2 separate regions of the Mus musculus genome follow, and region 1 is linked to region 2. A link is a contact called in ENCODE POLR2A ChIA-PET data. All regions are on one chromosome and are shown on one strand. The core of a region is the stretch at or near the end of the contact, and the rest is flanking DNA. Distances in the headings are between cores, read along the strand shown.

Evidence for each region. ChIA-PET counts read pairs that join two places held with the same protein, here RNA polymerase II (POLR2A).
Region 1: POLR2A ChIA-PET joins it to region 2 with 16 read pairs in Patski. The contact joins the promoter of S100a16 here to the promoter of Snapin in region 2. POLR2A ChIA-PET finds 5 or more read pairs at or near these places in 4 of 5 experiments (Patski and embryonic stem cell).

What each region holds. Positions count from the first base shown.
Region 1 is chr3:90,534,434-90,538,705 of GRCm38, forward strand. S100a16 (S100 calcium binding protein A16) reads left to right here and starts at 2,821. Exons shown (of 3, transcript NM_001356605.1): 1 at 2,821-2,984.
Region 2 is chr3:90,489,691-90,493,609 of GRCm38, forward strand. It overlaps Snapin (SNAP-associated protein), which reads right to left and starts at 1,323. Exons shown (of 4, transcript NM_133854.3): 1 at 1,142-1,323; 2 at 858-904; 3 at 464-582. The coding sequence starts at 1,284.

The DNA of each region.
Region 1 (4,272 bases), core at 1,571-4,070, 46 kb after region 2:
GCTAGGATAAAGGTCTTAAAGCCCACACCTACAGTGAGACACTTCTTTCAACAAGACCACACTACTCCAAAAAGCTACAAATAGTGCCACTCCCTTGGCCAAGCATATTCAAACTACCACTATATATATATGTAGCAAATTAAAATTACCTATGTGCAGATTTTTAAGTATAAGCCATTTGTTATTAGTTTTAAGTTAAATTTTTACAGATTTAAAACAACTTTTTATTGATTCTTTGTGATTTCACATCATTTACTCCAATCCCACTCACCTCCTCATCCCTTTTTATCCACCTTTCACCCTTGCAATACCCCCTGAAACAAAACAAAACAAAATGAAAAAAAAAAAAAACTCATCTTGTCACGGAAGCTGTACTGTGTCACAGTGTGTCACACAGTATATAACCGTTTGTCATTGTTACAGATTCTTTTTTAACCATAATCAATGAACTTACAAAATCTGACATAGTTTACAGAATAATCTCAAGAGATTTTTTTTTTTTTTTGAGAGCAGATAGCAAAGACATGGTAGAGATAAAAGGTGTTTGTTTGTTTTTTGTTCTAAATGGAAAGTAGAAAAACCTTAGAGGTAAGAGACTTTTGGAAATATAGAGCAGAGAAAATTTAGATATAAGATATCTTGGGCTCCTTTGTGCTGTGGCGGATGTTGTAACCGTAAGAGAGAATTTGGAAATGGGGTGTGTCAGCTTTTGGCCATTGATTGAACTGTGCTAAGGCCAAGCTGTTTTCAGTAAGAAAGGAGGCTTTAATAAAATCTCTGACTTAAAGGAAGAAGAAATATGGGGTCATAAAAGATACAGGAGGAAGTAAGAAAGCCAGAGGCCCAGAAGGATGGAAGGAAGCAGTGGGATTTCCAGGAAGGAAGTGAGAGACAAAAAGGACAAAGGTCACAAATAGGAGCTCTGCCTAAGGGGGATCCCAGCATCATAGAGGGCCAGGAAGACAGACGGACGGACGGTATGGGAGCACAGTTCCTGGGGTGATTCCGAGGAAACTCTGAATGGAGCTGAGGACAAAGGAAACAGAAGTTACCTTCTCTGACATGGTGTCAAGAATAACGGGGCATCCCCAAGTGAACTGAGAGCCTTGTCAGAGAGAAAGGTCTCAAATCACAGAGGAGAGGCATCCCTAGTAGGGCAAGAGGAACTTTCTGACAGACTGGTGTGGCTTTTGTAGTAAGAGTAGGCAAAGCAGGCAGCTCTGGGGGTGACACTTCCTAAGTAGAGGAGGAGAGAGAATGGTTAGAGCAGGTAGAGAACACAGCTGAAGAGGTGGCCTGGGAGAGGCTTTGGGGGAAAGGAGGGAGGGTTGCAATAGAAGGAGAAGAGAAAGTGTCTTGGTAGAGAGATGCCTAAGTGGTGGGTACTCTGGAGGGTGTAACAGGCTCCAAGAGCCAGAAGGACGTCTACTGAGTAAATAAGATCAATGGTTAGATCAATGGTTAGAGTGGGAAGGGGCAGAGTTTAGAATTTGGAGTCAAATTTGGAGGGTGGCAGAAGCTAGCAGAAACAAATGTCCCATACATTCTTTAGGAGAGTCAAACAAGCAGATTGGTTCTGTTAGGAGAGAGGCCAACTGAGCTCCTTGGAAGGATATATATATGTATATATATACACATACATACATATATATACATATACACACATACACACACACACACACACACACACATATATATAATTTGTATATCTATATGTCTATATATCTGTAGATCTATCCCAGGTTTCGAGCACCAGATGAATGGAAATGAAGACATGACGGTTCCTAGGTATGGTTGAGGAGAAGCATTTTATTGTAAATATGAGACAGGACTTCTCATATTGTAAATATAAGAAGAATCTAGACTGGACACTGCGGCAGCATAGACCATGAGAGGAGAAGGGATTGGGGGAGAAGGGAGAGGGGAAAGAGAGGGGACTAGGAGCCAAGTGTGGAGGACCAAGGCAGAAGTGGAGAGGTCAAAGAGAATCAAGAGTGCCTGTGGCTAAAATGGGTGGGTTATATAGGAAAGAAGTGGGGGGGGGGGAGGGAAGGGAAGCTGGGTGTGGGGGGGACTAGAAAGGTTTAGGGTAGGGGTTGGAGGTGAGAAGTGTTGAGAGGAGACAGGATGATTTAACAGATGCTGAGAGAGCATGCACCTTGATATGTTAATAGGCATCTCAGTTAGCCATTTGTCAGGTGTGTGTGTGTGTGTGTGTGTGTGTGTGTGTGTGTACACGGGTGTGTTCTTTGGTACCTGACAGACATCATCGTGAGAGTGGGCCAAAGGGTCCTCTCTGTTTGGCTGCAGCCTTCTGTAAGGAGGTCAAGCTGTCCAGCTCCCTTGGGTACCTGCAGGAAAGGTGTGTACGGGCTAGGTTTTTGCAGTGGAGGCATCTGCTGTGCAGGGGTTCTTAGGAATGAAATCCCTGAGCTTAGGGTGGCTGAACTGGAGAGCTGAGACCAGAAAGAGCTGTTGCATTTGCTCTAGCCAACAGAGATCAAGTGTTGGACTCCTTAATCCCAACAGCAGGGAAATCCTGCGGTCCGGGAACCTAACTTGTCTTTGGCAGGGGGTTGCCCTGAAACCTGGCTCTCAGTGACCTAGGTGAGAGAAACAGGTGATGAGCCTTCTCTTTCTTTCCTCTGCCTTGTCGGATTCTGCTCAGAGCCTGTGGGTTTAGGAGGGTGGGGTTGGGGGACTGCCAGCTTCTACCACTCCCTCTAGGGTGAGGGTAGAGGGGTGTTTAAAAAAAAAAAGGTGTGTATCCCTTTAACAAGGGCCCAACCCCAGGGCCAAGTCAAGAGTTCAGTCACTACCTTCCCACAGCCAGCTCAGCCAGGCAAGGCCGGGAGGGAGTGGGACAGATTCTGGGAGTGCAGTGGGGAGGAGTCCTGGCTCCGCTGAGCAGGAGCTGCTTGGCTGTCAGTGCCAGAGCCCAGGCCTCAGAGCCCTGCTGGAGGAGGTGGACTCACAGGAGGCAGGTGAGCCCCCAGGCCCAGCGGAGGAGGTCTGGGGCTGCTGAAGGGACTCTGAAGCCTTGGGGTGGGGGTCAAGGAAGGGAGCCTGAGGAGAGGTGCCTGCCAGAAACAGGGCAGGAAGATTTTGGTAATCATTAATTTTCCCCAAAGGCTAGTTAGGGTATGAGCAGTCCGGTGGCTTTGTGAAACCTGTAGAAGAGTATAGACAGGATAGCAGGACCCTCTCCTGGCTAAGCAGCCGACCTGGCTCATCTCCAGGGGCTGGGACATTGGGCAGAACATTCCAGGGCCTTGCCCACAGCTGTTGCGTCCTCTCTCAAACGGAACAGGGCGGAGAGTGTGTCTTGGTGGGCGTTAGGGGTTGACAGACTCTAGACACAGGCCTCACTGGACTACGGAAGCTGTGACCTGGGAAAAATAATGGTGTTCAGAAGGAACTGCAGAGGGCCCAGAAAGCCTAAGAAGCCAGGAAAGGGAGGCAGGGGCTGAGGTGGCTTCTCTTCCACCTGGGGCACAGGCAGAACCGGGATGCAGTCTTCATTTGCTCTGGGTGGCTTCCTTGGGAGTGGCCTGGGGAAGCCGGTGAGGGCCCCTGGATGGGAGAGAGGGAAAGAGAAAGGAGTGGAGCTTCAAACTGGCAGCTTTTCCACTCTAGAACCTAGGCAGGTCTCAGCTTGACTGGCCCTGCCTGGCAGAGCCACCTGCGCTGTAGGAGTGTTTGCCTGCCCGGCCCAGGTGAGGTGGTGGCAAGGCCAGGCAGGGGTGATGGATGCTAAGGTGGGCTCATCCTCTACTCAGAAGAGGAACCCTAGGAATGTTGGAGAGGCCTGGGGTAGAGGTGTGTGTGTGTGTGTGTGTGTGTACGACACCTGATTACAGTATTATGAGTTGGGGGAAAAAGTTCGAAGGACTTCCTGCTTCAGCAGAAGTTGGCTGAAGATAAATGGGGTACTTAGGCAGATCAGGACTGGCAGAGTTGATGTAGGGTGATATGTGGGTATGATGTCATGCGTCCTGGGAGGGGGCAGAGGTAGGAGCACCTCTGTGAACCATTAGCCTTCAACACTGGGAAAAGAACGCGAGGGAGCAGAGAGACTGGGGAGATTCTCTTGGAACAGTCTTGCAAACAGCGATTACAGCCCAGTTCGGTTACCGTACTAGCCCTGCATGTTGATAGCAGTTGGGAGGAATGCGTTGACTGAGAAGGGGATGGCTGAATGAATGAGATGAATGTATTGCTGGATGGAGATAGGTGAATGAATGAAAGTAATTAACGAGGCCGTCAGTGAAT
Region 2 (3,919 bases), core at 73-2,572:
CCCTGGAACTTGCTCTGTAGACCAGGATGGCCTCAAACTCAGAAATTTGCCTGCTTATATGTCCAGCTGGCTTTGGCTCTTTTCAAGCCAGCCCTTTACGTTAAAATGGACTTGTAAATGACAGCCACTAGAAGTTAAGAATTAGAAGTTAAGAATTGGCACTTGTCTAGTTTGAGGCCTAGTAATGGGGTGAGGGGAATATGGGCCTTTATTATCAGATTAGTTAACACCACTCTTTTCCCCCATAGTTGCTTCACAGTGTTGAAGACATAAAGCAGGATAAACAAGAAGAAATTTTTTTGAAAGAGGGTCATGCTATGTAGCCCTAGCTGATTTGATAGTCCAGGCTCTGCTCAAAGTTCAAGCCATCCTTCTTGCCTTAGCCTACCAAATGCTGAAACTACAGCATGTACCACCATGCACTGCTGGGATTATTATTATTATTACTATTTTATTATTTTACCTGTGCATTCTGTAAAATATTGTTGACCAAGACAACTCGTCGCCTGGCATTAAGCAGCTTCTTAACATAGGGGTCCAGATCCAGGGCCACTTTCTGATCCTCATTGATCCGGCACAGTTCTGGGAAGAGGAAATGGGCAACCAACATCTAATGGCTCATTTTTTGTTCTTAGGGAATGGAAGAGAGGAATGGGATGAAAAATACTCTTGCAGTCTTGTGTGGGCCACAGACACCTTCCCTTCTTCCATTCTGTCCTAAAATATCCCCAGAAATTGGAGTCCTTGGGTAGTTCTGATATTGAGAAGCAAGTGACAGAAACTTAGCCTAAAACCTGGGGAAACAAAGTTCCCGAAAGTGAGATCAGGGATTCTAGGTATCCTGGCTGCTCACTCACCTGTAGCTAGGTTGTCAATTTGTTCCCGGAGCTCTACTTGGCTTTCTCTGCAAAGTGGTACAAAAGTCTACAACGGTCAGTGACTGGGACGCGGGAAACGAATTCTACTTATTCCCCAAATACTGAGACAAGCCAACCTCAACTTCAAGGCCTCACCCAGGCCCTTCCGCCTATTTACCCAGTCTCAACATCAGTGTCTCAAGAATGTATCTAGTATTTCTTCGGGGCCCCGCCCCTACAAAGCCAGTTCCCTAGGCCCCGCCCCCAGCAACCCGGTCCTGCACCTGACCGCGTGCACGTGAGAGTCGAGCTGCTGCACCGCGGGTCGCAGGAACTCCAGGAGCCCCTCGGCAAAGAGGTCGCGGCCTGTGGGCCCCGCCACTGGGGTCCCGGCCCCTGACACAGCAGCGGAACCAGCCGCGGCCATCGCGAACTGCCCTGACGCCCTCAGCCTGCCGCGAGGGTCGCCGGGAACTCCAGACCGCCGCTGTGCACCGCGAGAGGGCGCTTAGATATACAGCCCAGACGGCAGTGGGATAGCTGGGAAATGGAGTCCTCAGTGAGCCCCGGCAAGCGGGCCGGGACCAGAGCCTCTTCTTCCATGGGCCTGTAGGGGGCGGATCTAGACTTCTGGAGATAGATTGCCCTGTAACTATGTAAACCAGGCTGATCTTTTCTTTCTTTCTTTCTTTCTTTCTTTCTTTCTTTCTTTCTTTCTTTCTTTCTTTCTTTCTTTCTTTCTTTCTTTCTTTCTTTCTTTCTTTTCTTTCTTCCTTCCTTCCTTCCTTCCTTCCTTTCTTTCTTTCCTTTCTCTCTCTCTTTCCTCCTCCTCCTCCTCTTCTACTTCTTCTTCCTCTTCTTCCTCTTCCTTCTTTCCTTTTTAAAAAAGATTTATCATATGTAAGTACATTGTAGCTGTCTTCAGACTCGCCAGAAGAGGGCATCAGATCTCATTACAGCTGGTTGTGAGCCACCATGTGGTTGTTGGGATTTGAAGGTTGCTGTGTTTTGAACTCAGGAGCAGTTAGTACTCCTAACCGCTGAGCCATCTAAGTGCTATTGTCCATAGCCTTCTCCATGGGAATTGATGAGAAAGCCATGTAATATTCATGTTAAGGGTTCTTTCTTTTCTCTCTCTTCCTCTCTCCCACTCCCTCTTTTTTTTTTTTTTTTTTTTTTTTTGCCCTCTCCCCATCTATCTCCCTCTCCCTCTTTCTTGCAGACAGGATTTCTTTGTGTGGCCCTGGCTGTCCTGGAACTCACTCTGGCTGCCCTTGAACTCCAGTGCTGGGATTAAAGGTGTATCCCACCACTGCCCTCGAGTTTTATTTCTAAAGATTTGCTATTTTTGTTAGAGAAAGTCCTGCCGTGTTACCAAGGCTAGCCTTGAGCTCACAAGCTCTGTTTTTTTTTTTCCATTTTTTATTAGGTATTTAGCTCATTTACATTTCCAATGCTATACCAAAAGTCCCCCATAGCCACCCACCCCCACTCCCCTACCCACCCACTCCCCCTTTTTGGCCCTGGCGTTCCCCTGTACTGGGGCATATAAAGTTTGTTTGTCCAATGGGCCTCTCTTTCCAGTGATGGCCGACTAGGCCATCTTTTGATACATATGCAGCTAGAGTCAAGAGCTCCGGGGTACTGGTTAGTTCATAATGTTGTTCCACCTATAGGGTTGCAGATCCCTTTAGCTCCTTGGCTACTTTCTCTAGCTCCTCCATTGGGAGCCCTGTGATCTATCCATTAGCTGACTGTGAGCATCCACTTCTGTGTTTGCTAGGCCCCGGCATAGTCTCACAAGAGACAGCTACATCTGGGTCCTTTCGATAAAATCTTGCTAGTGTATGCAATGGTGTCAGCGTTTGGATGCTGATTATGGGGTGGATCCCTGGATATGGCAGTCTCTACATGGTCCAACCTTTCATCTCAGCTCCAAACTTTGTCTCTGTAACTCCTTCCATGGGTGTTTTGTTCCCAATTCTAAGGAGGGGCATAGTGTACAAGCTCTGTTTTAAGTCTTTCAAGTGCTGGAGTTACAGGTCTGTGCCACCATGACAGGATTTAAAGTTAAGGGTTTTTTGTTTTGCTGAAATTTTTGAGGGGGGCTTGAAACCAGGGCCTTGTGATTGCTAGACAAATGTTCTGCTGAGCTATAGTCCTACTGTACCTTCCCTCTACCCCCACCTCACTTTTTGAGATAAGGTTTCACTAAATTGCCAGATTGGACTTGAATTTGCTTTGTAGTACACACAGGCCTTGACTATGTATGTGATCCTCCTGCCTCAGGTTCAGGCTTATACCAGCTTTAGCTTCTAAAGTTGTTTTTGATTTGTTTTTCAGTTTTATTTTGTGTGTGTTCATGTGTGTGTGGAAACCTTTGCCATGGCATATGGGTAGAGGTCAGAGAACAATTTGTGAGAGGTCAATTCTCTCCTTCCATCATGTGGGTCCCCAGCATTGAACCTTCAGGTTTGGCAGTAGGCCCCTTAACTTTCAGAGCCATTTTGCTGGCTCTACCTTTTTGCTTTGTTTTGTTTTTTGGTGTGTATATGCAGGTGTGAGGAAAGGTATGTACATATTAGGTTCCTAGGGAGATCAGAGGAGTTGGTTACAGGCAGTTGTAAGCTGCTGACAAGGGTACATGGAACCAAACCAGGTCTCTGAAAAAGCATCATGTCCTAAGCCATTGCTTCAGCTCTCTGACAGATTGCTGTAAAAATCACTACTTGAAAACTAGGTGCAGGTGTGTGTGTGCCTGCGTGTGAGAGTGCTCAGAGACAAAAAATCCCCTGGGGCTTTGAAGACAGGAGTGTTGGATTCCCTAGAGCTGGAGTTAACAGGAGCTTCCTGATATGGGAACCCATCTGGAGACCTCTGCAAGAGCAGTAAGTACTCTTAAATCACTGAACCATCTCTTTAGCTTTTTCTCACCCAAGAATATTCTTAATGGCATCAAATATGCACAAAATTGTATATGCCTTAAAGATAAATGGATTTAAGAGTGAAACCCAGATATAGACTAGGACAGGGATGGCTAGGGTACTGGTTAGTTCATAATG